3 separate regions of the Homo sapiens genome follow, and regions 1 and 3 are each linked to region 2. The links are chromatin loops, found by intact Hi-C in ENCODE. Cell type or tissue: IMR-90. All regions are shown on one strand. Each heading gives the region's core, and the rest is flanking DNA. Links, peaks and the distances in the headings are about the cores only. Region 1 has its middle 35 kb from the start of FSD1L. Region 2 overlaps ABCA1 (ATP binding cassette subfamily A member 1). Region 3 overlaps LOC105376197 (a long non-coding RNA gene).

Region 1 (10,707 bases), core at 1,175-9,174, 550 kb before region 2:
CTGAAGGCTGTGAGCTTCCTGGTCTTTTAAAAATTATTTACTTCTAATTATCTTTTTCTTTCTTTCTTTTTTTTTTTTTTTTTTTTTGAGACGGAGTTTTGCTCTTGTTGCCCAGGCTGGAGTGCAATGGCGCAATCTCGGCTCGCTGCAACCTCCGCTTCCCAGGTTCAAGAGATTCTCCTGCCTCAGCCTCCAGAGTAGCTGGGATTACAGGCATGCACCACTACACCCGACTAATTTTTTGTATTTTTAGTAGAGATGGAGTTTCACCATGGCCAGGCTGGTCTTGAACTCCTGACCTCAGGTGATCCGCCCGCCTCGGCCTCCCAGAGTACTGGGATTACAGGCGTGAGCCACCGCACCCAGCCTATTATCATTATTTTTAGAGACAGAGTCTCATTCTGTTGGCTAGACTGGACTGTAGTGGTACAATCATAGTTCACTGTAGCCTCAAACTCCTGGGCTCAAGCAAAACTCCTGCCTCAGTCCTCTGAGTAGCTGGGACTATAGGCACATGCCACCATACCTGGCTAATTAAATTGTTTTTTTTTTTTTTTTTTTTGTAGGGATGAGATCTTGCTATGTTGCCCAGGCTGGTCTCAAACTCCTGACTACAAATGATCCTCCAGCTTCAGCCTCCTGAGTAGCTGGGATTACAGGTATAAGCCACCATGCCTGGCTGCTTCCTGGCCTTCTGATGGCTCACTGATATCAAGGGCAAGATAGAAAAAGAATGGAAAGGACTAGCATTTATTAAGAATCTGCTGTGTGTTGGGCACTGGTTTCAGGATATAATCACACTTTTCACTCAGTCTTCAAGAGAAGGCATTATTAGCTCCTTTTGCCAGGTAAAGAAAGAGAAGTTAAGGAACTTGGCAAGGTGATGGGGTGGGCAAGATCCAAACTCAAGTCCATCAGATTCCAAATTCCATGCTTTTCCACCAGACCATGATAAGTGCATAAAGACATGCATGGTATGGCTGAAGACCAAGCAGGAGGGAGGAGGGTGAAACAAGGTTTCTTTATCCTTCTTCCATGAGGGAAGGTCCTGATCATGTGTACGACCACAAAGTGAGCATCTTACCCTGTTGTGAAAGGCAACATGGTAATGTATCCATTATCACTTATTATTTTAAAAGCATGTGAAATTATGCAGAAAACAATGAATTGGTTTATTTCATGCCTCAGGTTCTAGGAACCAGTGCTCAGTGTTTGGCCCCAGTAAGGACACCGATGGGATTTTCTGGGGTCTGTGTGAGGGGAATGCTGTGTGTGAGTCCCTGTTAGGACAAGGAGAGGAGGCAGTGCAGCAGCTCACACATAAAAGGCACAGAAATTCAGCTCTGTTAAATATCTACATTAAAACTAAAACCAAAACCAAAACCTTTTACAGCACACAGGTCAAATGTAATTACCAGAATGCTAAGTTACTTTCCAAAGGGACTGGGACTTTTTGTGTTTAATCTGCATGAAATTCTCAATTAATAGATATAATCTTAGGCCTTTTGACTCAGTTTTGACCACTGTCAGATAAATAGGAGGTTCTATACTTTGTGCATGGATAGTCAAGTGGGACAAACAACCTGATAAAAAGCAAATCTTAAATTTAAACTATTCTGTGGTTATTCACCACCTACAGGATAAAATCTAACCTTCTTGGCAGGTGGGTGAGACGTGGCCTGACTCCTTGGCCTCATCTCTTATCATTTCCAGCCTCACACTTTATAAGAACATATTATTTGGAGGTTACTGCTTTCCAAGTGCATATGCCGCAAATGCTATTTCACACCTTTATGCCTTAGCACACACCAGTCTCTTTTCTGGGAACTTCAGATCTGGCGATGTCTGTGGAGGATTTGGAAGATCACACTTTTCCCCTAGGCCTCAATTTATTCCTTGACCCACCCCAATGGAATGAATTGTTGCCCCCACCCCCAACTACTGTGACACATTATACACACTTCTATTGCTACACTGACCACACCTATCCCCTCTCCATCCCTCAACTGTGAGCCTCCCTGAGAGGAATACTGGCATATAGTAGGTGCTCAGGAAAGTAGAAGAACCAATTTTTCTCTAAGATATCATGGTACTTTTTTTTTTTTTTATCTTGCCTGGAGTCTTTGATGTCAGATAAGAATTAGCTTCTTCTTATTTCCATAAAACAATAACAGAGAACAAATTCCCTAGTCAAAAAGTTCAGTAGGCTGGGTGCGGTGGCTCATGCCTGTAATCCCGGCACTTTGGGAGGCCAAGATGGGTGGATCTTTTGAGGTCAGGAGTTCTAGACCAGCCTGGCCAACATGGTGAAACCTCTACTAAAAATATAAAAACTAGCTGGGCATGGTGGTGGGCACCTATAGTCTCAGCTACTTGGGAGGCTGACGTAGGAGAATCGCTGGAACCCGGGAGGTGGAGGTTGCAGCGAGCCGACATCACGCCACTGCACTTCAACCTGGGCGACAGAGCAAGATACTATCTCAAAAAAAAAAAAAAAAAAAAAAATTCAGTCAATCCTTTCAGAGAATATCCAAAAGTTGATCTTTTTTCAAATGAACGTAAAACGGGAACATTCATTCTAAGAAACATGTAAGATAATCGAAGGACAATATTCTTCAAGTATATATTGTTTCTACCTGAAAGCTAGTGAAAAGAGGATACACATATAAAAGTTAGTGTCCCATATCTGGGGCTTTTGGTATGTTAATTACCGCTGTTAGAATGCAAACACTAAATGCCTTTAGTATTGGAGGCCCCATTAGAGAAAACACCTGTGTAGTTTCAGGGGTTGTTAATTGTCACTCTCAACCAGCAGGTGTCGCTAGAGACAAGCACATGTACTATGGCTGCCCTCTCAAGGACGACCACCCCAAAATCCTGCTCCAGCTGGAACTCCTGCCTCCCTCTAAGGTTCCGTCCCTCCGTGGAAACTTCAGCTGGAACAGCATGCGTGTCCATAGTTAGCAAAGTTTATTATACAGCAGAATCCTCTGGACTGGGTTGGGGTTTGTTAAAATGCAGATTTCTGTCTGCTGGCTGCAGAGATTCTGATTCAGCAGGTAGAAGTGAGACCCTGAGTAATTTCTGTTTTAAACGCTGCCTTTTTTACCTTCCTTGCACCCCCTATTGTGATGCCTTTTGAGAAACACTGATTTCTCAAAACTGTGGGCTTTGAGAAATCTTTGAACTGTGGGCTGTTCAAAATCACCTACTCAGAAACAATCAGGCTGCCAAAGGATTCATTTGTTGATTCACTCAATAAACCTCTATTGTGCCCTTAATAACTTCCCAGTTACCCTTGGCTACCTTCACAAAGTTGTGCAGCTCATCCTCCTATCTCAGGCTTGGGATCAACCATAGAACCCAGTAAAGTCTTGACCTTTCCTTTCTTATGTTTGATGGGTGAGTATCCCACCAAAGAACCTGGCTTCCACTCTGAGAGGAAAAAAAAATCTCCTTTTCTCATCAAGAGCATTCATATATTTACAGAAACTCTGCCAATAAACAGATCCCTAATGGTTAGTTTATGGGACATAAACATTCCAAAGTGGTGAAAATGCATCTTATTCCTATGGTTTTTTTTTCTTTTTTGTTCTAGCAGGGTCTCGCCATGTTGCCCAGGCTGGAGTGCAGTGGCTATTCACAGGTGTGTTCATCACGTACTACAGCCTAGAACTCCTGGGCTCAAGAGATCTTCCTGCCTTAGCCTTTTGAGTAGCTGGCACTGCAGTTGTGCACCACGGTGCCCAGACTACTATGATTTTAAACACAGATAAAAATAATAAATCTATTACTATCTAAAAATTAAAATGCTGCTATGTTTTACGGCAATATTAACTTTGTAAATCCAAGATAAATAAAAATTCTAGTCGTAAAAAAAGGGATAAATTAGATTGCTACAAATAAATTACAACAAAAATTTCATTAGAAACTTAAAATTGCTATAACATGTTTACCCAGGGGGTGCTGAGGGAGCATGCATTCTTAGGAACTTTAATGAAAATCATCGATCCAAATGCAGACTACAGCTAAAAAACACTAACTGTCGGCTGGGCGTGGTGGCTCACGCCTATAATCCCAGCACTTTGGGAGGCCGAGGCGGGCGGATCACGAGATCAGGAGATAGAGACCATCCTGGCTAACACAGTGAAACCCCATCTCTACTACAAAAAATTAGCCAGGCATGGTGGGCGTGCCTGTAATCCCAGCTACTTGGGAGGCTGAGGCAGGAAAATTGCTCGAACCCGGGAGGCAGAGGTTGCAGTGAGCCAAGATCGTGCCACTGCACTCCAGCCTGGGCGACAGAGCAAGACTCTGTCTCAAAAAAACAAAAATACAAAAAAAAAAAAAACCAAACACTAACTGTCCAGCGAAAGCTTAGCATGCCCTGAGTCCATCTATTTTTTTTTTTAACTTTCTGACTCTTAGAAAAATGTTTGCACTGGAATAGACTTTAAAGGTCATTGAATTAGCCTTTCACTCTGTGCTCAATACTGCTTTACAACATCCCAGCTGCAAAAGTACCACCCAGCCTCTACACACATTCCTTCGTAGTCAGGGGGATCACGTCTTCTCCTGGGGTTAAGTCCATCTTGGTAGTGTTCCAGTTTTTAGGAAGTCTTCCTCACATTCTGTCTGATAGGCAGGAAAAGCCAGTGACTCCACTAGGTGGCCTTTCCCCTCCTAGGACTTAGCATAGTGCCTGGATTAGGACTGCATCTCAGCTGCATTTAACAGAAACCTATTATAGTGGCTTAAACAAGAAAGGGATTCATTCTTCTCATGTAACAGTAAGCCCAGAAGACATCAAGCCCAACTGTGGAGAAATCAGGCAAGAATGCTTTCTGGGAACCAGGCTCCTTCTATCTTTTGGTTCTGCCATCTTTGGTCTGTGGTTCTGTTGGTGTTTGTAATATGTCTTTTGTTCTTTCAAGTAGGATCACATCTGCATTCCAGACAGGCCAGAGAAGGGGAAAACCAGGAAGATGGGCGGCACCTATATTGGGAAGGCGAAATTTTCTTGGAAATTGCCAGTATTCTTCAGCTTATATCTCATTGGGCAGAACTATGTCATACGACCACTTCAAGCTTCAGGGAAGTATGGAAAGGTGAGTATTTTAGTAAGGCATTTTGCTAACCAGAATGATATCTGGGTTATATTCATGAAAAAGATGGGCAGAAGAGCAATAGCAGGGCAATCAGCACTCACTGCCACAGCCTGATAGTAATAGGTGATTAACATATGTTAATTGACTGATGAAACAGAAGTCTCTTTTTCCAACCATTAGAACCCTTTAGGGGCTCAGGACATGACTATAGACACCATTTTTTCTACAACATCCCTTTAGATATTTGAATATAGTAATCATTGCTTTTCCCTTTCTCTACCCCAAGATGTCTCTTTTCCCAGTAGATATCTTCTCTAGGCTTGTCTCTGAAAACACTCTCATTCATTTATATTCCAGGTGTGGATTGACCTATAAAAAGTAATGCAGAGTAGGCAGGGCGTGGTGACTCATGCCTGTAATCCTAGAACTTTGGGAGGCCGAGGCGGGTGGATCATCTGAGGCAGGAGTTCGAGATCAGCCTGGCCAACATGGTGAAAACCGGTCTCTACTAAAAATACAAAAAAATTAGCCGGGCGTGGTGGCAGGTGTCTGTAATCCTAGCTACTCGGGAGGCTGAGGCAGGAGAATCGCTAGAACCCAGGGGGCGGAGGTTGCAGTGAGCTGAGATGGCGCCACTGCACTCCAGCCTGGGTGACAGAGTGAGACTCCATCTCAAAAAAAAAAAGTAATGCAGTCATTTCCTTTCTCCTGCTGTATATCATGTGGTCGCTATTATCAAATAGCTACCACAAAAGCACATATTGTGCCCAGACCTTGGTTTCCAAATACCAGTTTCCATTAAAAGGAACTAGGGCTCACTTGAAGACTTGGCTGATTACAGAGTTGAAACCAGGAAAGCATAAGATGAGCTTGGAACATCTGGTTGCGTCAGTGAATAAGGAAGTACTCAAAGAATGATGGGGACAGATCAAAAGTACAGGAGCCAGCTTGAATGGGCTCCCATTGGCTAAATCTGAGACAATGTGGGCATAAAAATAAATGAGGATAACAGAAAAAAGTAACAATCTGGGATTTGATATTTATTTATTTGATGAATAATCAATATTTATTCAACAAATAAATATGTATTTGATGACTAATTAAAACGTTATTTAACATATATATTATTTGATGAATAAATATTTATTTGATGAAAAACTAAGTGGGTGAGAAGAGATTTTCCTTACAGTAGAACACCAGCTAATAAATATAGGAAGAATGATGAAATTAGAAAATCATCATTATATGAAAACACCAGTAATAGCTGTTTCAGAGAAGAATGTGAATAGATAATGTGAAAAGTTGATGAGAAATAGGACTTTTACATAGTCTCAAAATATGTCTCCACAAGATACTTATTAATTACAAAGGGAGAAACAGTACATTTACATTGGAGAGACCAGGAAGATCCACCTTAGCCAAATGATCAAAGTTAGCACACAGTAATGGGACAAACGAGATCATGTGCCTCCTGATATGATGCACTGAGAAGGACACAGTTATGCCTTCTGTGGTATTCCTGCCAAAAAGGCATACCTTGGATCTAATCATGAGGAAGCTTTAGACAAACCGAAATTGAAGGTCATTCTAGAAAATAAATGGCCTGACTCTTCAAATACATCAAGGTCATGAATGACAACAAAAGACTGTGCAATTGCTCCAAGTTAAAAGAGATTAAAGAGACATGAAAATGAAATGCAATGTGTGATCCTAGATTGGATTGTTGACCAGAAAAAAAAAAAGCTTTTTTCCATAAAGAACATTAGTGGGACAACTGTTAAAATTTAAAGAAGGTCTGTAAAATGCACACGCACACACACACACACACACACACACACACATACACAGAGAGAGACCAAGAGAGATGGAGACAGAGAGAAATGGAGACAGAGCAAGAGAGAGGGAGGGAGAGGTAGGAAAAGGGAAGCAGGGGAAGGGGAAGGAGAAGGGAAGAAGGATAGAGGAGTGGAAATGAGGAGAAAAAGCAAATGCATTAAAATACTAACATTTAGGGAATGTAGATGAAGGGTATATATAAAAATTCTTTGAACTATTCTTCTAACTTTTCTGTATGTCTTTATTTTTATTCTGGTAAAATATATATAACATAAAATTTACCATTTTAACCATTTTAAAGTGTACAATTCAGTGGTATTTAGTTCATCCACAAAGTTTTGCACCCATCACCACTATACAGTTCCAGAATATTTTCATTACCCAAAAAGGAAACCGTATTTCCAATAAGCAGTAATTCCCAATTTCCCCAGTGCCTGATAAGCATGAATGTGCTTTCTGTTTCTATGGATTTTGCCTATTTTAGATATTTCATATACATGGAATCATACAATATGTGGCCATTTGTGTCTGGCTTTTTCCCCTTAGCATCATGTTTTCAAGGTTCATCCATGTTGTTGCATGTATGAGTACCTCATTTCTTTTTACAGCTGAGTAGTATTTTGTTGTATGGATATACAACATTTTGCTTATCATTCATCAGCTGATGGACATTAGTTATTTCTACTTTTTGGTTATCGTGAATAATGCTACTATGAACATTTGTGAGCAAGTTTTTCTTTGAACACCTGTTTTCAATCATTTGGGATATATACCTGCATCCCATGGTAATTCTATGTTTAACTTATCGAGAAACTGCCAAACTGTTTTCCAAGTGGTGGCACCATTTTACATTCTCACCAGCAATGTATGAGTGTTCTCGTCAACACTTCTTATTGTCTATTTGTTTGAGTATAGTCATTCTAGTGGGTTTGAAGTGGTATCTCCTTGTGGTTTTGATTTGCAATTCCCTAATGACATTGAGCATCTCTTTATGTGCTTCATGGCCATTTTTAAACTTCTTTGAAGAAATAGCTCTTCAAGTCCTTTGCTCGTTATGGGTTGTTTATTTTTTTGTTGTTAAGTAGTAAGAGTTGTTCACATATTCTGGACAGTAGACCTTTATCAGATACATGATTTGCAAATATTTTCTCCCATTTTGTGGGTTGTCTTTTTGTACTTTTGATTATGTCCCTTGAGGCAAAAATTTTCCAATTTTGATGAAGTCCAATTTATCTATTTTTCTTTCATTGCTTGTGTTTTTGGTTTCATAGCCAAGAAACAATGGCCCAATCCAAGGTCATGAAGATTTACTCCTATGAGTTCTTCTAAGAGGTTTAGGGTTTTAGCTCTTATATTTAGGTCTATTTTGAGGTAATTTACTTGTTATTTTCATAACATTTTGAGTCAATTTCCTTGTTATTTATTTCTAATTTCATTCTATTTTGACCTAGAATATACTTTATATGATTTAAATCTTTTAAAATTTACTGTGATTTGTTTTGTGGCCTAACATGGTTTAGCCTTGAGAATGATCCATGTGCACTTCAGAAGAATAGTGTTGAATAAAGTGCTCTACAGATGTCTATTATGTCTAGTTGGTGTATGATGCTCTTCAAGTCTTCTATTTTCTTCTTGATCTTCTGTCTAGTTATTCTATCCATTTTGAAAATGAAATATTGAAGTCTCAACTATTATTGTTGATTTGTCTATTTCTCCATTTAATTCTGTTAGTTTCTGTTTCGTGTACTGTGGATTCTCTTATTAGATGCACATATGCTTATTTTTTATTTTGTCACCAAGGCTGGAGTGCAGTGGCGTGATCATAGCTCACTGCAACCTCGACCTCCTGGGCTCAAGGGATCTTCCCACCTTAGCCTCCTGAGTAGCTAGAACTACCAGCACACGCCACTACACCCGACTAATTTTAAAACTTTTTGTAGAGACAGGGTCTTGTTTTGTTGCTGAGGCTGGTCTCGAACACCTAGGCTCAAGTGACCCTCCCATTTTGGCCTCCCAAAGTGTTGGGATTACAAGGGTGAGCCACTGCACTTGGCCCACATATGTTTATAATTGCTATATGTTATTGATGCATTGTTCCTTTTATGACTATAAAATGTCCTCTCTAGTAACAATTTTTGTCTTACTGGCTGTTTTGTCTGATATTTCTATAGCTACTCCAGTTCTCTTTTGATGACTATTTGCATGGAATATCTTTTTCCATCTTTTCACTTTCATCCTATTTGTGTCTTTGGACGTAAATTGAGTCTCTTGCAGATATTATATAGTTGGAGTCTGTTTTTTAATCTATGCCACTAACTCTGCCTTTTAACTGAAGAGTTTAATCCATTTACATTTTAAAAAACTGGTAAGTAAGGCCTTGCTTCTGCCATTTTGTTGTTTATTTCCTTTATATCATATCTGTGTCTTCTCTTATGTTTAATTGATTTTTCTAGTGTATTATTTTGATTCTCATTTCCTTTTATGAATGTATATTTTTAGTTATTTTGTTAATGTTACCTTGGGGGTTATAATTAACATCCTAAATTTATAATAATTTAGTTTGAATTAATACCAATTTAGCTTAAATAATGTACAAACACTGTGTTCCTATGTAGCTCCACCTTCTCCCTTTATGTTGTTATTGTCATACATTATATCTTTATACATTGTGTGTTCATTCAGATACATTTATAATTATTGTTTTATGCATTTGCCTTTTAAATCATGTAGAAAAAAAGTGAGTGACAGGCCGGGTGCGGTGGCTCACGCCTGTAATCCCAGCACTTTGGGAAGCCGAGGTGGGTGGATCACCTGAGGTCAGGAGTTCGAGACCAGCCTGGGCAACATGGTAAAACTCTGTCTCTACTAAAAAAGACAAAAATTAGCCAGATGTGGTGGCATGCACCTGTAGTCCCAGCTACTCAGGAGGCTGAGGCAGGAGAATCACTTGAACCCAGGAGGTGGAGGTTGCAGTGAGCTGAGATCATGCCACTACACTCAGCCTGAGCAACAGAGCAAGACTCCGTCTCAAATACAACAACAACAACAACAACAAATGAGTGACAAACAAAAAATACAATAATACTAGCTTTTATGTTTACCTATGTAGTTTCCTTACTGATGTTTTTATTTTTTATTTTTTTGTATAGCTAGAGTTACTTGTGTTCTTTCATTTCTTCCTGAATAATTTCCCTTAGCATTTCTCATAGGGCAGGTCTACTAGAAGCAAACTTCCTCAACTTTTGTTTGTATGAGAATGTCTTGATTTCTTTCAGTTTTTTGTTTTTATTTTATTTTATTTTTTGAGACGGAATCTCAGTCTGTCGCCCAGGCTGGAGTGCAGTGGCGAGATCTCGGCTCACAGCAGCCTCCGCCTCCCAGGTTCAAGCAATTCTCCTGCCTGAGCTGGGATTACAGGCGCCTACCACTATGCCAGCTAATTTTTGTATCTTTAGTATAGACAGGGTTTCACCATGTTGGCCAGGCTGGTCTCCAACTCCTGACCTCAGGTGATCCACCTGCCTCGGCCTCTCAAAGTGCTGGGATTACAGGTGTGAGCCATCGTGCCTGGCCTTATTTTTATTTTTTGAGACAGAGTCTTGGTCTGTTGTCCAGGCTGGAGTGCAGTGGCATGATCTCAGCTCACTGTAATCTCCACCTCCCAGGTTCAAGTGATTCTCCTGCTTCAGCCTCCCAAGTAGCTGGGATTACAGACATGTGCCATCACGCCCAGCTAATTTTTGTATTTTTAGTATAGACAAGG
Region 2 (10,707 bases), core at 1,180-9,179:
TCCGACCTCAGTTGATCCACCCGTCTTGGCCTCCCAAAGTGCTGTATTAGCCCCATTTTATATCCAAGGAAACTGAGGCTTAGGGAGATTTAAATAGGGGGGAAAGTATAGCTTCATGATTACACAGTCAGGAAATGGCAGAGCTGACTCTTGAATTCAGACCCTGTGATGCTGTATCCAGTGCTGATTTTGTTTTGCCCTGTGTTCCTTTCAGTGTCAGGTAAGAAGACCTCAGAGATCATCTTCTCCAACCCACACATTTTACTGATTATAAAATCCAGGTCCGCATTAACTCATTGGCCAAAGTTAAGTGGCTAAATGACTCTCCTGTTCAGGAAGTATTCCCTGTCTTGTGTGGAATGATTGGTCTTTCGTCCAGGTCATCTTCCACCTATATCCATCCTTGCAGTGACTGGTGGATATGATCATTCCTGGTGATTCCCTGTAAAATACTAGATTTATTTATTCTTTCATAAAGTTATGAGTAGACAAATCAGTCAGCTTCAACCTTTCCTTTACCTTATAGATAGTATCAGCAGAAAGAACTCAATAATTCTGTCTTAGGAACTCAGCCAGGCTAATATGTATTATAATACACACATACATATGCACACACATACACACATGTGCATACCTTAGATCACAAATTCAACATCTCAACTTAGCCGCCAAAGCCACTTCTGTGTCTTGTCTATTCTGAATATGCTTTAAGGTTAAATTAGCCATGAATCTGTTCAGATCAGTCATTCCTGAAAATGATGATGATATTAGCCATCCTTTACCGGGCACCTTACTCAGTGCCCGGCATTATACTAGGTCTGCAGGTACATTTGCTCATTTAACACCTAGCTCAGTCCAATGAGGTGGATGCCATTGTCATCTCCATTTTATCATTTAATCAACTCAGCCTTCCTCTCTCCTGTTCCCCACTCTGCTTCTAGCTGCCACTCACCTGACTCTCCTCTTGATCTGGGCTGACGTGGCTGAGTGGGTTTAGCAGAACTCTTGTGTCCTCTTTACTTGGTTTGTTTCAAGTTCATGTCCTGCTTCATCTTTTCCCTAACTCACTGCAAGGTGAATTTTCTTCTCTGCAATCGGCAATTCCCCAAATCACATCAGGTCATTAATTTATTCACTCATTTGTATTCATTCATTCATTAGTTCATCCATCCATCTATTCATTCATTCATCCAATTTACTGAGTGCCTCCTCTGTGCCAGGCACTGCTGGCTTTGGAATTAAAAACCCTGGCCCTCAAGGAATTTCTATTCTTCTGGGAGCAGGATATTTACATGGGTGACTGCAGCTTGATCTGTGTGGTACTAGTGGAAAACATAGGATGTTGGGCACAAAAGAGTCACAAAACGCCGGGCGCGGTGGCTCATGCCTCTAATCCTAGCACTTTGGGAGGCCAAGGCGAGTGGATCACCTGAGGTCAGGAGTTCAAGACCAGCCTGGCCAACATGATGAAACCCCAACTCTACTAAAAATACAAAAAGGAATAATAGCTGGGCGTGATGGCGGGTGCCTGTAATCCCAACAACTCGGGAGGCTGAGGCAGGAGAATTGCTTGAACCTGGGGCTTTGGAGGTTGCAATGAGCCAAGAGCGGGCCACTTCACTCCAGCCTGGGTGAAAGGGTGAAACTCTGTATTAAAAAAAAAAAAAGTCACAAAAAAGGGCTGGCCACCTAACCCAGCTTGAGGATGGGAAGGCCAGGGCAGGCTTCCTGGAGGAGGTGACTCATGGGCCATGTCATGAGGATGGGGTAAGAGGAGAAGGTATGTTTCAGACATCTGGCTTTCTTAATATTCTTGGCTTTCCACCCATTTTCCTGCCAGCAACATAGGGGAGAAGACTGAGACCAGCAGATACAAAGCCACTGTACTCTGTCCTCACCCCCTCCTTTTTTCTCCCCTTCCTACTACCCAGATCTGAGGTTTTGAGAAATCTCTTCTCTAATTATCTGCTTGTTCATTCATTTGTTGAGAATCTACTATGTGCATAGCATTATGACCACAAAATGTCCTGGTCGTTGTCATCATGAGAGGTCTTACCCCTTCCTCTCCAGCCACTTCTAGGGATTTTTGACTCTGTCCTTTTCCAGAACTTGGCTCCAGTCTGGTTGCTCGCCATGAAGCACTTACAGATAAACCTCATCTTGGGCCAGTGCTTCCATTTACTGTCTCCTTTTGGCTTGCTTATCCTTCCTTCTGCCTTCTTGAATTGATTTGCCTCTTTATCTCCCCTTTCAGCCTTGAAAGTTCCTCGAAGGCAGGGACTGTGTCCCCATCTTTTCTATAAATGGCATTGTTGTACATTGGTAAAGTTGAGTGAAAAAATCTTTTTGATAATCACAAATTATTACCATATATTGAGCACCTACCATGATGAGTATCTCTGATCTTCATATCTTTGAAATGTGGATACTATTACCTTCACTTAATTGGTAAGAAAATTTGTGCTCAGGGAGGTAAAGTCACTTTCTCACAGTCACACAGCTATTTCACAGGAGAGTGCAGTATCAAATTTAGGTTTTTCTGGTCCCAAACCCTGATGTTTCCCCCACATCATTGTTTCTCAGACTTGGCTGCAATCACCTGAAAAATTTTATTAAATTCTTTTTTTTTTTTTTTTTGAGACAGAGTCTCGCTCTGTCACCCAGGCTGGAGTGCAATGGTGCCATCTCTGCTCAGTGCAACCACTGCCTCCCACGTTCAAGTGATCCTCCTGCTTCAGCCTCCCAAGTAGCTGGGATTACAGGCACCCACCACCACACTCAGCTAATTTTGATATGTTTAGTAGAGACTGGGTTTCACCAGGCTGATCTCAAACTCCTGACCTCAAGTGATCTGCCCACCTCACCCAGCCAGGTTTTATTAAATTCTGATGCCTGGGTCTTACCCTAGCAGTTCTCATTAGTTGCTCCATGGTGTGGCCTGGGCTTTGGGATTTTTGTGAAGCCCCCAGCTGAGTCTAACGGGCAGTCATGTTTGAGAACCAGTATACTACACCATGTTGCCTTCCTGTTTTCACACAGGTTGGTGCTAGTGTGTGAGTCTAAGCCTACATGGGTGGATATCCACGTGATCAGGCTGCAAGTTCTTTGTAGTGGAGGATCTTTGGCCCTCCCTGCTGCTTCCCAACCCAGCGAACCTACCACACCATGCACGTGCACAGCCAAGGGTTGTTGACTGTTTAATCAGTCTCTGGGTTCTTATGTCTCATCCGGGGGATTCACTGATAGGAGGCTGGAGCTTGATCACATCCAGATGTTCTCATCTTCAGAGCCTGTTAACATAACAGAAGTCTTATAAACATGCTGAGCACACTCACTGGTCTGGAGAGTGTTGCAGGATGACCTAGGCCCATTGCAGGGGTGGCCTGGGTCGCCCTCCCACACTTCTGCCACCCTGCTTGGGAAGGAGGGAGCTGTTTTGAAGTTCCCTGGTGCAATATGATGTATTGCTCTGGCTCTGCTCAGGAGGAAGCTATGGCCCACCTAGTCAGTGAGGGTTAGCTAATACGTGTATTCTGTTTCTGTTGAGGTTTCACAGAGGCCTTTTTTGACCCTTCATTTTATAGATAAGGCAGTGGAGGCACAACTACATGAAATGACTCGACAAATAAATGGATTTAGAACCCAGGTTTCTGACTCCCAGGGTGGTGCTTTTTCCATGGTTGTACAGTGATTAATGTCTACCTTTTCACACCAGTCCTCAACTGAAGACACCAGCTTACACCTTCCTTCCTGTTTCTCCCAAGAACAGAAAGTGACCCCGGATGTCGCTTTCTGTTCCTGGGAAGGCAGTTCCAGTGGTTAGAAGTCCTGTTCACTCCTGGGGTGTGGCCTGGGGATGGTCCTGACATCCCTGGGCTCTTCCTGGACCTGGCCAGCTAAAAGGAAATCTCCTATGATGGTACTCAGATACTTTTGGAACCTTGTCAGCCCTAATCCCATCTCCTAGTGTTTAGTATTCAGCTACCCTTCACTGGGCAGTAATTCTGTGCCAGGCCTGATCTGGGCATTGGTGGTACTAAGAACGCATATTCCCTATCCTATAGGCATAGTCTGGTAGAGACAACATGCAAGTAAAACAATGTTCCTTAAACTGTGGTTCCACACCTCCCTCCCCCAACATTAAAAGTGTAAGGGATGCTTATTCAAATGTAGATTTGTAGGCTCTGCACTCTAGACCCACTATTTCAGAATCTCTGGGGACTGGGCCCAAGAAACTGCATTTTCGCATGCTCCCTAAATGAAGCTTAGGTGCTCTGAGGTTTGACAACTGCAGTAGAGAGCCTAATGCTAACAGTGTAGAGTCACATGTGATGGGAAGCATCAGGTAGGTAGCAGTTTGCAGGAGCACTGATTCTGAGGGACACTAACTGGGCCTAAGAACAGCTACTGGCTGTCATGAGGAATAACTAGGAGCTAGCCATAGAGGGGTAGCAGTGAATCATTTCTCTAGCGATGTAAATCTTGCTCAATTTATTCTGTCTATATAACTCAATATTACTGAAGTTTGCCTAAAGCAGAATACACCTGGATCATACAGCATTTATGAGAGACTGGCTGGGCTGTCAGGCCCTCCTGTTACTTTATCTCTGCATGTGACCCTCTTAGCTCCGCGGATTAACTCCTGTCCTCATTAAGCCTCACACTGTAGCCCCATTTTCAGATCAAACCTGTTTCTCTTCTGGTAAATGATTTCAGTTTGCAAAGTTTGCCCTCTAGAGGTTGCTTAGTGCCTGGCCATGTGGGCTCAGTTCATGTGGTCCTGATGAGCTGGTTTTATCTTTATTACAAAGAAGTTAGGCTGTTAGGAGAGTGGGTTGGAAGGAGAAGAGGTAGACAGCCAAATGAGATGAGTCAGGGAAAACTATACTGTTTCGGAGTCATAGGGCTCCTACCAAGCATCTGGTCAGAAACCTCTCATTTTGGAGATCAAGAAATTGAGGTTCAGAAAGATGACATGAGGTACGCAGGGACGCCACCAGACACAGCCTCCAACTCTAGAAACTAAAATTCTGGATTCTTAGTGCTGCTTTTTCTGTTTTGTTGCACTGGATTGAAGCCTTTTCTAACTGTACTCAGAGGGCCTATTATTTAGGGAGATTCCGTATGAAATCCTTTAGCAATCAAATCATTTAATAGGGCTGATGGTTTAAATATATGTTAATGTGTTTTCCTAAAGCCTGGCAGACCTGGGTTTTGGAGCTTTGTATCACATGTTTTATGTTTGGAATGAAAATGAGACCATGTCTGTGAAGGCACTTTGATATGCGTAATGCACTCTGCCAGTGTTTGTCAAAACATGGTCCCCAGGTCAGCAGCATCAGCATCACCTGTAAGTGATTCTCCAGTCGCATCCCAGGGCCGCTGTATCAGAAACTCTGGGGGTGGGGGTGGGGGTGGGGGTGGGGGTGGGGGTGGGGGTGGGGGTGGGGGCCGGCCCGGCCCGGCCCGGCCCGGCCCGGCCCGGCCCGGCCCGGCCCGGCCCGGCCCGGCCCGGCCCGGCAGTCTGCATTTTAACAAGCTCTCCAGGTGATTCTGATGCATACTTAAGTTTGAGAACCATTGCTTGTTTTGCATTAAACAGGAGATTAGTCTCTGCAGCTTGTGGGAATAAAGCTTTAAATCTCTCCAATTTTAGCTCTGTGAAAAGGCAGTGGGGAGACAGGAATGAACGGACTAGTGCCACAAAGCTCAGGTGGGGTGGGTGAGATCATTTAGAAGAGAAAGACCGGGCATGGTGGCTCACGCCTGTACTGTCAGCACTTTGGGAGGCCAAGGCAGGTTGGATCACAAGGTCAGGAGTTTGAGACCAGCCTGCCTATCATGGTGAAACCCTGTCTGTACTAAAGATAAAAAAAAAAAAATTTGCCAGTCATGGTGATGCATACCTGTAATCCCAGCTACTCGGGAGGCTGAGGCAGGAGAATCTCTTGAACCCGGGAGGCGGGGGTTGCAGTGAGCTGAGATTCCACCATTGCACTCCAACCTAGGTGACAGGGTGAGACTCCGTCTCAAAATAAAAAAAAAAAAAGAAAAGGAAAGGCTGTGTGTGTGTGTATGTGTGTGTGTGTGTGTGTGTGTGTGTAACAGCACCATCACACTGTTTGAGTTGAGGAGCACATGCTGAGTGTGGCTCAACATGTTACCAGAAAGCAATATTTTCATGCCTCTCCTGATATGGCGATGCTCCCCTATCTCATTCCTGTGTGTGTTTAGCCAGGCAACTGTTGATCATCAATATTATGATAACGTTTCTCCACTGTCCCATTGTGCCCACTTTTTTTTTTTTTTTGAGTTACTTACTAAATAAAAATAAAACACTATTTCTCAATAGACTTGAAGCTTCAAGATTTCCTGGTGGACAATGAAACCTTCTCTGGGTTCCTGTATCACAACCTCTCTCTCCCAAAGTCTACTGTGGACAAGATGCTGAGGGCTGATGTCATTCTCCACAAGGTAAGCTGATGCCTCCAGCTTCCTCAGTAGGGCTGATGGCAATTACGTTGTGCAGCTACTGGAAAGAAATGAATAAACCCTTGTCCTTGTAATGGTGGTGAAGGGGAGGGAGGTAGTTTGAATACAACTTCACTTAATTTTACTTCCCTATTCAGGCAGGAATTGCCAAACCATCCAGGAGTGGAATATGCAACCTGGCGTCATGGGCCAGCTGGTTAAAATAAAATTGATTTCTGGCTTATCACTTGGCATTTGTGATGATTTCCTCCTACAAGGGATACATTTTAAGTTGAGTTAAACTTAAAAAATATTCACAGTTCTGAGGCAATAACCGTGGTTAAGGGTTATTGATCTGGAGGAGCTCTGTCTAAAAAATTGAGGACAGGAGACTTTAGACAAGGGTGTATTTGGAGACTTTTAAGAATTTTATAAAATAAGGGCTGGACGCAGTGGCACTGAGTTGAGAACTGTTGCTTGCTTTGCATTAAATAGGAGATCAGTCCCTGCAGCTTGTGGGAATAAGGCTTTAAATCTCTCCAATTTTAGCTCTGTGAGATGGCACTGGGGAAACAGAAATGAACGGACTAGTGTCACAAAGCTCAGGTGGGATGGACGAGATCACTTCAAAGGTCTGTAATCCCACGTCTATAATCCCAGCACTTTGGGAGGCCAAGGCGGGAAAATCACTTGAGGTCAGGAGTTCGAGACCATCCTGGCCAACATGGCAAAGCCTGTCTCTACTAAAAATATGAAAATTAGCTCAGCGTGGTGGCATGCTCCTGTAGTCCCAGCTACTCGTGAGGCTGAGACAGGAGAATCGTTTGAACCTGGGAGGCGGAGGTTGCAGTGAGCCAATATCACGCCATTGCACTCCAGCCTGGCTGACAGAGTGAGACTCCATCTCAAAAAAAAAAAAAAAAAAAGAATTTTATAAAATCAGGAAATAATATTAGTGTTTATGTTGAATTTTAACTTTAGAATCATAGAAAACTTCCTCTGGCATCATTATTAGACAGCTCTTGTGCAGTGGGTAGCACCAGACCCAGCTTGCATGGTTATTGATTTTTCAGAGACACTTTTTGAGCTTATTCTCTGGCAGAAAGGGGAACTGCTTCCTCCCCTATCTCGTGTCTGCATACTAGCTTGTCTTTACAAGAAGCAGAAGTAGTGGAAATGTTTATTCTTGAAAATAAGCTTTTTGCTTCACATGATCTAGAATTTTTAAAATTAGAAAAATGTGCTTACTGCGTGCCCTTCTGAAACTAGGAAAATATGCCTTGTGTTTACCAATTGTGTGGTTAGGAGATGGGCCAAAGGCATCAGGCTTTTGAAAGTAGTTGCATTTAGCATAATTTCCATTGCCCCCTGCCAATTTCATATCTGTCACATCTAATCAGTTTAAAATAAGGGGCATCCTAAGCATGGAGATGGTCCTTGGATGGTCCTTGGAGTTTCTGTATTTTCAGTATTCTTTTTTTTGAGCATACAAGACATTTATTGAAAAATTCTTGGGATCAATACTTGTGTAAGGAAAGGAAAGGGAACAAAGCATGATTGGGCAGAGGCAGAAGATGACATCAACAAAGGCCCTCCGTTGTCAGTATTCTTTTTTTTTTTTTTTTTTTGAGTTGGAGTCTCGCTCTGTCACCCAGGCTGGAGTGCAGTGGCGTGATCTCAGCTCACTACAACCTCTGCCTCCCAGGTTCAAGTGATTCTCTGCTTCAGCCTCCTGAGTAGCTGGGATTACAGGCATGCACCACCACACCTGGCTAATTGTTGTATTTTTAGTAGAGACGGGGTTTCACCATGTTGGTTGGCCAGACTGGTCTTGAACTCCTGACCTCAGGTGATCCGTCTGCCTTGGCCTCCCAAAGTGTTGGAATTACAGACATGACCCACTGCACCCGGCCTGTTGTCAGTATTCTTAAACATAGACACTAACTGTAGGCTGACAGCCTAGCAGCAAGGACCAGTTAAAGAAATGAGTAGAACTGAAGTGTGCTTGAGTATCTCTGGCAGTCAGCAAAAACTTAATGGGAATCATGGTAGGCCAAATGTTCTGCAGTATTTCAAAAGCTGCATGGGTTTTGAGAGGCTTTTGGTCCATCACTCACCTTAGGTTGTTCTACAAGCACATCAGCCTGCCCCAATTTAAACAGGGCAGTTAGTAATGGTGTAATAAAGAGTCTGCATTGTTCATTCCTTCAACAAATACTGGCTATAATGTTTCAGCACTGTGGATGCAAAGTGAGCAGGATAAACAGGCTCTTCTTTCAAAGCTTGTGGTCCACTGGACCACGTATGAAGTAGAATAGTTTAGGTCCAGAAAGGCAATTAAGTAAAATATGACCAAGAAGAGGCTCTCTAGTGGGTTTGGTATAAAGAAAAGATAAGAATGATTTAGAATTGGCCTATCAATGAGATAAGAGGCCTGGCTTTCTGGCACTCTGCTCTAGGGCAAGTAAAATGGAGAATTCCAAATTCTGAAATTGTTAGAACATAGTTCTGTGTCTTAGTTAAATATCTACACTTACAGATAAATAGCATAAATGCTTTCTCCCCATATTTCAGCCCAGTCCTACTTAAAGACAACATAAATTGCAAAATAGTGAGGATGTTGTTCATCTAATAAAAGTGGTTCCAGGAATTCAGACTCTGGATTCCTGTTTGCCAAATCATGTGTCCCACTCTTAAGAAAACGAGTTGGACTCTGGATTTTTCTTTGCAAGAGGGACAAGAGTGTGGGAGATACTGAGTTAATGCAACTTGCAGGTTTTAAGTGTCCTGTCATTGTGCCTTGTGCTTTGATACATTCTGAGTTTCAGTAAAGAGACCTGATGCATTGGACTGTTGCAATGGAACCTGTTTTAAGATCTTCAAAGCTGTATTGATATGAAGTTCTCCAAAAGACTTCAAGGACCCAGCTTCCAATCTTCATAATCCTCTTGTGCTTGTCTCTCTTTGCATGAAATGCTTCCAGGTATTTTTGCAAGGCTACCAGTTACATTTGACAAGTCTGTGCAATGGATCAAAATCAGAAGAGATGATTCAACTTGGTGACCAAGAAGTTTCTGAGCTTTGTGGCCTACCAAGGGAGAAACTGGCTGCAGCAGAGCGAGTACTTCGTTCCAACATGGACATCCTGAAGCCAATCCTGGTGAGTAGACTTGCTCACTGGAGAAACTTCAAGCACTAATGCTTTCGGAATGTGAGGCTTTTCCTTGGACAGCATGACTTTGTTTTGTAGAAAAGTACGGCTGGCTGGGAGTTTGTGATATAATTTAGTTCAGTGGTATTCTAAGTGTTCTTAGTGTTCTTTCAGACTTTTGGGCCATCTCCCAAAGGGTGAATGGGAAGAATAAGCTGGGTGTGGCTGAGTTTAAGCCAAAAGTTTTTTGTGCTTGTTTCAATCAGAGAAGACCTGCTTTTTCATGTTTTTACTATTATAATACTAAGCAAGAGCTCATTTGAAAACAGAGTTCTTCATATTTAAAAAAAAAAAGTCTTGAAACCATTGATGGGAAGATGGATATCTATTTATGTTTAAAAACCCATCATAAAGATGACATTGTGGGCTGTCACAGTTGGAAGGCCCTGGAATTAGATGAGACCACACTATTTAGCTTACTTAGTAATAACATTGCAAAGAAAAATTCCGACGAAGTTTTTTCAGCCTAGGAATCAATAGTTCAGAGAAGCACTCTATGAGAATACCCATTCATTCTTAACCAAAAAATACTGGTGAGCCTGAGCAGTTTGGTCATCAGAGTGTTTTATATAGTTCCAGAACAAATATGTCTCTAGGTGTTCTGAGAGCTCTGGTGAAATTCCTCTCGCTACCCCAAACATCATCATTTAATATCCAGGATTCTGGTTTTCTACTCACCAGATAGATTCTCTTAAAACCAGGGAAAGATTCCTGGAGGAAGGATGTATCTGGAAAGAGATGTTCCTTATTATAATAAAATGAAATTGTAATACTCTTGGATTTTGTGCAGCACGAATTCTTTATAGAGAGTTGGTCCTCCCAGAGAATTAAGAATACTCAGTTTCTGGACCCTGTTCCCAGATCATACCCTAGAATGTGACCTTAGAAACACACTTCAGGATTCATACCTTTGATTGACCATCAAAAAGTTTTTGTATCGGCCAGGTGTGGTGGCTCACGCCTGTAATCCCACCACTTTCGGATGCCACGGCGGGCAGATCACGTGAGGTCAGCAGTTTGAGACC
Region 3 (10,707 bases), core at 1,280-9,279, 290 kb before region 2:
ATCACGTTTAAATCTGAATAGGTGTTGGCTGGGCACAGTGGCTCACGCCTGTAATCCCAGCACTTTGGGAGGCCGAGGTGGGTGGATCACCTGAGGTCAGTAGTTCGAGACTAGCCTGATCAATAGGGTGAAACCTCGTCTCTACTAAAAATACAAAAATTAGTTGGTCATGGTGGCTCATGCCTGTAATCCCAGCTACTTGGGAGGCTGAAGCAGGAGAATCACTTGAACCGGGGAGGCAGAGATTTCAGTGAGCTGAGATGGTGCCACTGCACTCCAGCCTCTGTCTTAACAAAAAAAACAACAAAAAAGTCTTTCTTATTTTACTGTATTTTTTCTTTTCTTTCTTTCTTTCTTTCTTTCTTTTTTTTTTTTTGAGACGGAGTCTCGCTCTCTCACCCAGGCTGGAGTGCAGTGGTGCGATCTCAGCTCACTGCAAGCTCCACCTCCCGGGTTCACGCCATTCTCCTGCCTCAGCCTCCCAAGTAGCTGGGACTACAGGCGCCCACCACCACGCCCAATTTTTTGTATTTTTAGTAGAGATGGGGTTTCATCGTATTAGCCGGCATGGTCTCGATCTCCTGACCTCGTGATTTGCCCACCTCTGCCTCCCAAAGTGCTGGGATTACAGGCGTGAGCCACCGCGCCCGAACATTTTACTGTATTTTTTTCAAAGTCTCTTGTTGGTAGTGATCTGATTCTTATCAAACTTTTTCATTGTTAACTCTACTAGTACTATTCAATTTGAATACACTCAAAACAGAGGCCACTCAATTTTATAAAAGGAAACCTTCTAGTTCTCAAAATTCCATTTTAATTTATGGTGGTTTGCTGTACTGTTCTTGTCTTTGCGTTATGCTCATTCTTAAAAAACTGTTTGTCTGGGTTTCTAGGTCAGAATTTTACATGTAGAGCAAATGGTCTTTATGCACATTTACTGTATTATTTGTTGAAGATGAAGTATGCGAAGATTTTCAAAGGATTGGGGGTAAATTTTACTCAATTTAAAGGTCAGAGGTTTACAATCATATGCTAAGCTATAGTGCATTTATAACTTTTATATCATTGTGTGTGTGTGTGTGTGTGTGTGTGTGTGTAAAATCACTGCATAAGGTCACCTTATGATAATTAGAATTTCTCTATTTCTGGTAGTTGTACTGTCTGAGTAATTCAAGCTGGAATTCTTTATTTGTCCCAAATTTGATATATAGATTTTGGTACTTGTTTATTGCCGCTCACTGTAGAAGTCCTGCATATTTAAGTAATACCTTGGTGCCAAGATTTTGGGAGCATCTAGATCATCTGGGAACTTTTGCAATTCTTATGAGTGGGTGTTAACATGTCACAAGATGCCAACATCCTATATGAAGGTAAAATAATCAGGTGAGACCCTGGAGGTGAAGCTCAAATTTGTGGATGACTCTGTGTGTGTGTGTGTGTGTGTGTGTGTGTGTGTATGTGTGTGGTGTCCAGGGAGGCCACAACTAGTAAGGGGAAAGGAAACCCAGAAGTGGTAACAACATTGGTCATTGTGTGGAATGATCTTGTGCAGAAATCTGGCAAGAAAAATATGACTGTAGCCTTTATTGACCTGCTATTGGCCTGTCACTCTAAGTAGCACGAGTTCAGTAGAGACACTGCATTATTGATGCTCCTACAAAACTTGCATTTTAATGCCCCTCAAGAATTCAGGATTGATAGAAATAGTGTTATAGCTTAATCAACTGAAACTGTAGATAAAAATAGATGGCTGCTGTCCTGGAACAGGAGGGTAAATGTCCTCCTGGGTGCTGATGAAATGGTTTTAATGTCATGGCCCAAGAATGTCCCTAGTAATTGGTTCTGAGTAATTAACCATTGTCAGTACTTTTAATGCAAAGTCTTCCAAAGATAATATCATAATTATTGGCAGATATTTCCCCAAATTCATTTGACTTAAATAACAAAATCCCCCACAAAACAACAATCACAACAAAACAGAACCCAAATCCATCTAACAAGTACAGTCATTCAATTTCCTTGAGACTCATTCATCCTGTCAAATCCACTGGAAAGCCATAGGATTTGTTGATATATTATTGAGAGTTTTAAATACCATTGGGGTAAATGTTGATATTTGCTTTGGATATTTTTTAGTTCATAGTAATCTCAACCATGCTTTATGGTATATAACTTTGTGCAGAGAGATTCAGCCCACTTCCTGAAGAAAAAAATTAACCTTGCCAGCAGATTAATTTCTATGTGGATCCTGGTTAGGCACCTCAATTTTAAAAATAGGGCAACAACATCACTACCTGTGCAAGTATGTTCTCACACAGCACTGGAGATGGTTCTTACTGGTTTGTTAGACTGTGTGCACCTTTCTCCACATCCATGTTCACTGATGTCAAGTTACTAGCTTGAAATTGGTTATAGCAGGAGTATTTACACCAGTGATTCTCAATGAGAAAGATTTTGCCCCCTAGGGCACATTTGACAATCTCTAGAGACATATTAATATTTTGTTGTCATAACTGGGGGGTTGCTACTGACATCTAGTGGGTAGAAGCCAGGGATGCTACTCAATATTCTTTAAAGGCCAGTGCTTCGTAAGAATTATCTGGCTCCAGGCCAGGTGCTGTGGCTCACACCTGTAATCCCAGCACTTTGGGAGGCCGAGGTGGGCGGATCACAAGGTCAGGAGATGGAGACCATCTTGGCCAACATGGTGAAACCCTGGCTCTACTAAAAATACAAAAATTAGCTGGACGTGGTGGCGTATCCCTGTAATCCTAGCTACTCGGGAGACTGAGGCAAGAGAATCACTTGAACCGGGGAGTCAGAGGCTGCAGTGAGCCGGTATCACACCACTGTACTCCAGCCTGGCAACAGAAAGAGACTCCGTCTAAAAAAGAATTATCTGGCTCCAAACACCAATGGTGTGGAGGTTAAGAACTCCTGATTTACACCATGGAAACTGGCAAACATTATAAGTTTGGACTTCCTTTTGTTTTCTTTCTTTCTCTTTTTTTTTTTTTTTTTTAAGAGTACCAGTTTATCAGCTTCTAAACCAAAAAGTGAATTCTTAGGACTTCATCACTATATCATCTGTAATTCTTATTAGAAGCCAGCTGGAGGAATGGATGTTTTTGGAAGACTGAAAGCCATGTTCTCCCTGGGTAATTCATACAGACCATGAATTGGCAAACTTTTTCTATAAAGGGCCAGAGAGTAAATATTTTAGGCTTCTCAGACCACACGGTCTCTGTTGCAACTACTTATGTCTGTCGTTATAGTGTGAAGACATCCATAGGACAATATTTAAATAAATGAGCACGGCTGTGCTCCAATAAAACTTTATTTACAAAGCAGGCTGATAGTTCACTGATCCCTGACTTAGACTATTAGTTTAGCCCCGTCTCAGACATTGCTTTCACGGAAGATTTATTCTGATGCCATGAGCCATCTGCTCAAGCTTTAAAAGCTTCCTCTCCAGCTCTTGCTGACACATTGGGCCAATATGAAAAGGTGGGCCAATATCAAAAGGTCCTACAGATGCCAGTCACTTAGATTTGTATTCTCTAATCTTGTCCATGAAGTTTCTACACAGGATCAATTTCCTTATTAAATGTCACTGCTGTTATCACCAATGTTCTTGGGAAAATGGACTGAAACTGCTGACAGAAGCACAGAGGAGACCCCAAAGAGCCTCTAAAGAATCATAGTGGGCGGGGCACAATGGCTCATGCCTGTAATCACAGCACTTTGGGAGGCAGGCTCACGCCTGTAATCACAGCACTTTGGGAGGCAGAAGCGGGCAGATCACCTGAGATCAGGAGTTCAAGACCAGCCTGGTCAACATGGCGAAACCCCATCTCTACTAAACGTACAAAAATTCGCTGGGCATGGTGGCAGATGCTTGTAATCCCAGCTACTCGGAAGGCTGAGGCAGGAGAATCACCTGAACCTGGGAGGTGGAAGTTGCAGTGAGCCGAGATCATGCCATTGCACTCTAGCTTGGGCAACCAAGAGTGAAACTCCGCCTCAAAAAAACAAAACAAGAAAGAAAAGAAAAGAAAAGAAAACAAAAGAAAAGAAAAGAAAAAAAAGAATCACGGTGAGTCTATGTTTCTTGCATAGAACCTCTGGGGTCCCAAGTGGCCATGGAGGCCACAGTTCTACTTCCGGCCCTAGCCCCGCCCCTACCCGCCTACCCACCATCGCAATGCATGATGGGCCACCACTTCACTTGGGCCACATCCACGAGACCCGAAGCTTCTTCCAGGTGGTGTGTGGCTGCCCCGAATGCGCTTTGAGAACATCCACTCCTTCCCCAATTTATATTGGGGGAATCAATAGTTTTTGTGCCTATCACCTCGTGTAATCGCAAAGATTTGTGCATAAAAGTTATGCCAGGCCGTGCACGGTGGCTCAAGCCTGTAATCCCAGCACTTTGGGAGGCCTAGGCGAGTTGGATCACCTGGGATCAGGAGTTCCAGAGCAGTCTGACCAATATGGAGAAACCCCGTCTCTACTAAAAATATAAAAATTAGCCAGGTGTGATGATGTGCACCTGTAGTCTCAGCTACTCTGGAGGCTGAGACAGGAGAATTGCTTGAACCCAGGAGGCGGAGGTTGCAGTGAGCCAAAAGCGCGCCACTGCACTCTAGCCTGGGCGACAGAACGAGACTCTGTCTCAAAAAAAAAAAAATAAAAATAAAAATAAAAAAGTTATCCCATTTCAGGGTAAGGGGATCACTGTATTTATTCCTCTTTTTAAGTCCAGTGGAAGTTAGGGATGAAATTGCCCAATGTGAGCCATGCCTTTTTAGTCTCGTAATTTGTTTCTCCCTGGAAGTCCTTAGCAACAGGCAGGAGACAGCAAAGTTCCCAGTGCACTGTGCTGAGTGGCAGAGGGTAGACCTGGCTCCATAGGAAGTCTGTCAGCCACAGACTGAACAGCTCCGTGGCTTTTGACCATATTTGCAGTGTCTCCCAGAGTTGTGAGCAGAAGCAGAGAGAGGATGCTGTGCACCAAGCGCTTGTAGGATCAGGCTTGCCCTGGCAGTCAGGCCATGGCTCTGGTGTCCAGATGATGGAGGGCAGGCCTCTCTGCTGTTGTAGCCGGGCTAAGCAAGTATGTTAATCTTCCTTTGTCACTAGGTGGCAGAATATAATTAAGATGTCAGAATTTCTTCCATAACATTGGAAGGCGTTTCTAGTTCCTTCTTAATGACCTCCTTCATTACTTTGCAGTATTTGCTAATGCCGTTTAGGACTGAGGCAATGAAATAAAATTTCCTTCTGCAAACATTTTCTATATTTATCCAGGATTCTACTTTTTTCATTTAACTGGCTTGCCTCTTAGGGAGAAGCATCCTTAACATAAAGTACATTCTCTTCTTAATGGCTACTGTTTGGACAATCCAAACTTCTTATTTTTATGTATTATTTTGTTACTCTTTGTGGGGTAGAAATAAATACTCTCCTGTCACATGTAAAATTTCAAATAGGTTTATTATAATGCATAATGTGATAATCCATTTTATAAATTAAAAATACATGAGTCCACATTGATAATAAATAGCTTTATTGATTTTCCTAACTATAAAGGCAATAGACACTCATTTAAAAAATTCTGAAAATACAGAAAAGTATAAAAAAGAAAAAATAATAACCAGTAATCCCACTATTCAAAGAGACCAAGCAGAAGGATGATAGAGTACCCCTGAATAATTGATCTTATCAAGTTGATGAAGCATAATTCTAAAAAAAACACATGGGTAAATATATGCCTCATAAAATATAATCCTGGGCTACCTGAAGGCCTGGGTCAGCACTTAACTCTTTTTTTTTTTTTTTTTTTTTTTTTTTTTTCCAGATGGAGTCTCACTCTGTTGCCCAGGCTGGAGTGCAGTGGCATGATCTTGGCCCACTGCAACCTCTGCCTCCCGGGTTCAAGCGATTCTCCTGCCTCAGCCTCCCGAGTAGCTGGGATTACAGGCATGAGCCACCACACCCAGCTAATTTTTGTATTTTTAGTAGAGACAGAGTTTCACCACGTTGGCCAGGCTGGTCTCAAACTCCTGACCTCAGGTGATCTGCCCACCTCGGCCTCCCAAAGTGCTGGGATTATAGGCGTGAGCCACTGGGCCCCGCGAAAACTATTTTTTATTAACATTTTATTATGAAAAATGTAAAGCATATACAAAAAAGTAGGAAGAACTTTATAACAAACCTGATGTATCCACACCCAGCTTCAAAAATTATCAATACATGGCGAATCTTGTTTCATCAATGCATGCTGACTTTTCTCCTCTCTAGTCTAGATGATGTTGATGATGATGATGATTACTGTTATTATTTGAGATAGGGTCTCACTCTGTCTCCCAGGCTGGAGTGCAGTGGTACGATCATGGCTTGCTGCAGCCTCGACCTCACCAGGCTCAAGCCATCCTCCCACCTCAGCCTCCTGAGTAGTGGGACTACAGGCAGATGCCACCACACTTGGCTCATTTTTAAATTTTTCCTAGAGACAGGCTCTCACAATGTTTCCCAGGTCTGGCCTCAAGCAATCCTTTCTCCTTGACCTCCCAAGGTGATGGGGTTACAGGTGTGAGCTATCGTGCCTGGGCCCTGGGCTAGATTATTTTGAAAGAAATCCCAGACATTGTTTCTCTTAACTTATACATATTTTATCTGTATTTCTAAAATAAGTTCTATAGAATCTGTGCAGTTTTGATGATTAACACATTAAATAATGCAATATATTCCTGTGAATTCTACTAAGGACTCACACGGTTGCCCACAGAAATGCAGCTTTGTAGAGGGTGTGGGTGATCTGACTGGAGTGGGCCAGATCTCTTGCCTGTGGAGTTGGAGATTTACTCTGCTGGGGAAAATACATCTCTGACCCAGTGTGTTATCTCCCTTCAGCCTTCAGATGAGTGTATGCAAAGAGTTTCAGTGAACAGACAGCAACAGACCAAAAGTATAGATAGCATATACCAGCTGAGAGTCTCCTCCAATGCCAGTCTTTCACATGCTCCCTGGTCCATTTTCAGTCATCAGAGGAGCAAAGAGTCTTCAGCTGAATCTCCTGTGCTGGAGGTCTTTCTCTTCTGGGGTCTTAGTATCGTGCTCCATTTCTTGCTTTTCCAGGAACGGGCTAAACTCCTACCATTTCCTCAGCTGAATGTTCACCTTCCTCATTTTCCCCTGATTAGCAGCAGCCTGCAGTACCCCTTTTACCCTTTTGCCCTAGCTGGGTTAGGTACACCTTTTCTGCAAGGGTTGCTGTATTTTCCTCCCTCCTCACTTCCTCTCCAAGCTCCCACTATTACATGAAGGTCCTAGTCAGTTTCCTTTTCCAGAGTGCTAATACCACAAAACTTGGCTGGTTGGTCCTGCTGCTTCTCTTTTCCCACTTCCACTTCCCCATGTACTGGATGCTTGCTACGTGTCAGGGACTGCACTCTGTGCTGGGGATAAAAGAATGAAAGAAGCAGAATCCTGCCTGGAAGAGCTTGCAGACTGGCTGGAGGATCTAGGTGAACAAGAGAGGGAACATAAATAAAGACAGTGAAACATAAAATGTGCCAGAAAACATGATGACATCAACAGTGATGACTAATGTTATTAGTGCAAAGTATTACTACCAACAACTAACATTTAATTGTACGGCTACTGTGTATGAGATGCTGTAACTCACTCCTTGTTTACTGTATTTTTAAATATTTTTGTTTCCTTTTGCTGTAAAATTTTTACATGTTTGTTTTAAATTTATTTACTTAATTGTAGGTAACTTTTTAAGCCACTGTAAATCCATTTGGAAACAAAGAGAGGAGTAAAAGGTAGGCCAGGCATGGTGGCTCACACCTGTAATCCCAGCACTTTGGAAGGCCGAGGTAGGTGGATCACTTGAGGCCAGGAGTTCAAGAGCAGTCTGGCCAACAGGGCGAAATCCCATCTCTATCAAAAAATAGAAAAAATTCGCTGGCCATGGTGGTGTGTGCCTGTAATCCCAGCTGCTTGGGAGGCTGAGGCACAAGAATCACTTGAACCCAAGAGGCGGAGGTTGCAGTCAGCCGAGATCATACCATTGCACTCCAGCCTGGGTGACAGAGTCATACTGTGTACCCCCACCCCCAAAAAAGGGTGAGCTTACTCTGCTTGGGGGAGTCAGAAAAGGCTTGCTCAGAACAAGCATTTTCTTTTTGTATTTATTTTAATTTTGAATCTGATTATACATTCATATAGTTCAAATGTATAACATAAAAATTATAAACATATATATACATACACATATGTATATACATATGCACACACACATACACATATATATATATGCATATATACACACACATATATATATCCCCATTACCCTTTTGTCCATCTCCACATTCTCCAAAGGTAACTACTGCTATTAGTTTCTTGTGTGTCATTCCAGAATTTCTGTGTGCATACATGAGCAAACATAAATAAGTTTCTTTCTTCCTCCCCAAATGTAGCATATTATACTTACTGATGGGTAGTTTGCTTTTTTAAAAAACATTTTATCATTTAGTGGTTAATACAATGGACTCTGGATTAGAATGCCTACATTCAAATCCCAGTTCTGTAATTTACTAGCTGCATGAACTTGGCAAGTTATTTAACTTCTTTGTGCCTTAATGTCTATTTCTGTATGTGAGGTCTTCAAAATCTTGCAACTTTATTATAGACTAAACTTTATCCTGTACTTTATGCATATATATGATGCAACTTTATCATAAACTGAAATCTCTTATGGACATTCTATTCTGTTCTATTGGTCTATCTGGTCATATACCTATACCACAGTTTTAATTTTTGAGGTTTTTACATCATATTTGCTATCTAATAGGGCTGGACCCCAGAAGGGGATTTGAAAGATGAATTGAATTTGAAAGATAAATGGAATCCTCTCAGCAGAGATGATGACATCAACAGTGACAACTAATGTTATTAATACAAACTATTACTACCAACAACTAACATTTAATTGTATGTCTACCATGTATGAGATGCTGTAACTCACTCCTTGTTTACTGTATTTTTTTTTTTTTTTTTTTGAGACGGAGTCTCACTCTGTCACCTAGGCTGGAGTGCAGTGGTGCGATCTTGGCTCACTGCAAGCTCCGCCTCCCGGGTTCATGCCATTCTCCTGTCTCAGCCTCCTGAGTAGCTGGGACTACAGGCGCCCGCCACTACGCCCAGCTATTTTTTTGTATTTTTTAGTAGAGACAGGGTTTCACCATGTTAGCCAGGATGGTCTTGATCTCCTGACCTCGTGATCCGCCCGCCTTGGCCTCTCAAAGTGCTGGAATTACAGGTGTGAGCCACTGTGCCCGGCCTGTTTACTGTGTTTTTAAATATTTTTGTTTCCCTTTTGCTGTAAAATGTTTACATGTTTATTTTAAATTTATTTACTTAATTGTAGGTAACTTTTTAGGCCACTTTAAATCTTTCTGGAAACGAGAGGAGTAAATAGAAAAAAAACCAGGAACTGTATCAGGTGCTTTGCGTAATAAATCCCTAATCTTTATAATAACCTGTCTTAGTCTGTTTGGGCTGCTATAACAAAATACCTTAGACTGGGTAATTTATAAACAATAGAAACTTATTGCTCACAGATCTGGCAGCTGAGAAGTCCAGTAACTAGGCATCAGCAGATTCACTGGTGAGGGTCTGTTTCTCATAGATAGCCACCTGCTATGTGTTCTCACATGGCAGAAAGGGCAAACAAGCTCTCTGGCTTTTCAAAATAAGGGCACAATCCATTCACCAGAGCTCCACCCTCATAACTTAATCACCTCCCAAAGGCCTCACCTCTTACTATTACTACATTAGGAATTGTTTCAACATCAGTTTTAGGAGGACACAAACATTCAGACCATAGCACAATCCTACAAGGTAGATGGTATTATCCTCCTTTTACAAATGAAGATACTGGTGCTTGTAGAGGTCGAGTAATTTTCTCAAGACTGTAGAGCAAATAAATATAAAGTCAAGATTCAAACCAAGGTCTGCTGATAATACACTCTCTGTGGTTCCTGGTACTTATTTAAACAATACTGAATGAGGTTCTTCATTAAGGTCCTTACAAAGATAGTAGAAAAAAAATACCTGAAAAAGAAATAGAATGGCTGGGCCTGGTGGCTCATGCCTGTAATCCCAGCACTTTGGGAGGCTGAGGTGGGCAGATCACTTGAGGTCAGGAGTTTGAGACCAGCCTGGCCAACATGGTGGAACTCCATCTCTACTAAAAATACAAAAATTAGCGCGGCGTGGTGGCAGGTGCCTGTAATCCCAGCTACTTGGGAAGCGGAGGCAGGAGAATCACTTGAACCTGGGAGGTGGAGTTTGCAGTGTGCCAAGATTGCGCCACTGCACTCCAACCTATATGGCAGGGCAAGACTTGGTCTCAAAGAAAAAAAATTAAAAAGAAAAAGAAAAAGAATGCATGATAGGGAATAATTATATACAGTTTTCCTAATAGTGAATAGATATATATAGTAAATATGGACTATGACAACGCATCATTACCATGTGATTTAGGTGTTAACCACTGTGCTAGGTGTCGAGGATACAATGATAAATGCGATCTGGCCCCTACCCCTTAACTCCTCCTCTGAGAGTTAGCTAGCAGATCTTTTTGGCCTAGACTCTCCATCTGTTGCACCCTAGGAATCATCTAGTCTGTTTCTT

Evidence for each region. Hi-C counts contacts between places; a loop is a spot of excess contacts. Peaks named below come from ENCODE experiments on the same cell type or tissue, not always from the same donor. Only the 100,000 strongest peaks of a DNase experiment are listed, where the experiment ranks them.
Region 1: it touches region 2 in a loop (7-fold over the local background); 80 of 110 quality-filtered maps call a loop at or near these places.
Region 3: a loop joins it to region 2, with 5 times the contacts of the local background. A loop is called at or near these places in 85 of 110 quality-filtered maps.

The regions. Positions count from the first base shown.
Region 1 is chr9:105,407,695-105,418,401 of GRCh38, reverse strand. It overlaps a transcript of SLC44A1 not described here. Among named protein-coding and RNA genes, the nearest start is that of FSD1L, 35 kb to the left of the region's middle. In IMR-90, for the core only: CTCF peaks have their summits at 2,813 (motif pointing right) and 4,668; no DNase peak of the experiment used is centred there.
Region 2 is chr9:104,857,446-104,868,152 of GRCh38, reverse strand. It overlaps ABCA1 (ATP binding cassette subfamily A member 1), which reads left to right. Exons shown (of 50, transcript NM_005502.4): 6 at 6,353-6,474; 7 at 9,455-9,631. Among named protein-coding and RNA genes, the nearest start is that of ABCA1, 65 kb to the left of the region's middle. In IMR-90, for the core only: a CTCF peak has its summit at 4,751 (motif pointing left); DNase peaks (open chromatin) are centred at 1,742, 3,242 and 4,782; H3K27ac peaks cover 1,741 bases.
Region 3 is chr9:105,151,702-105,162,408 of GRCh38, reverse strand. It overlaps LOC105376197 (a long non-coding RNA gene), which reads right to left. Exons shown (of 4, transcript XR_930205.3): 4 at 7,468-7,525. Among named protein-coding and RNA genes, the nearest start is that of SLC44A1, 88 kb to the left of the region's middle. In IMR-90, for the core only: CTCF peaks have their summits at 2,535 (motif pointing left) and 5,144 (motif pointing right); DNase peaks (open chromatin) are centred at 2,538, 5,118 and 7,568; H3K27ac peaks cover 189 bases.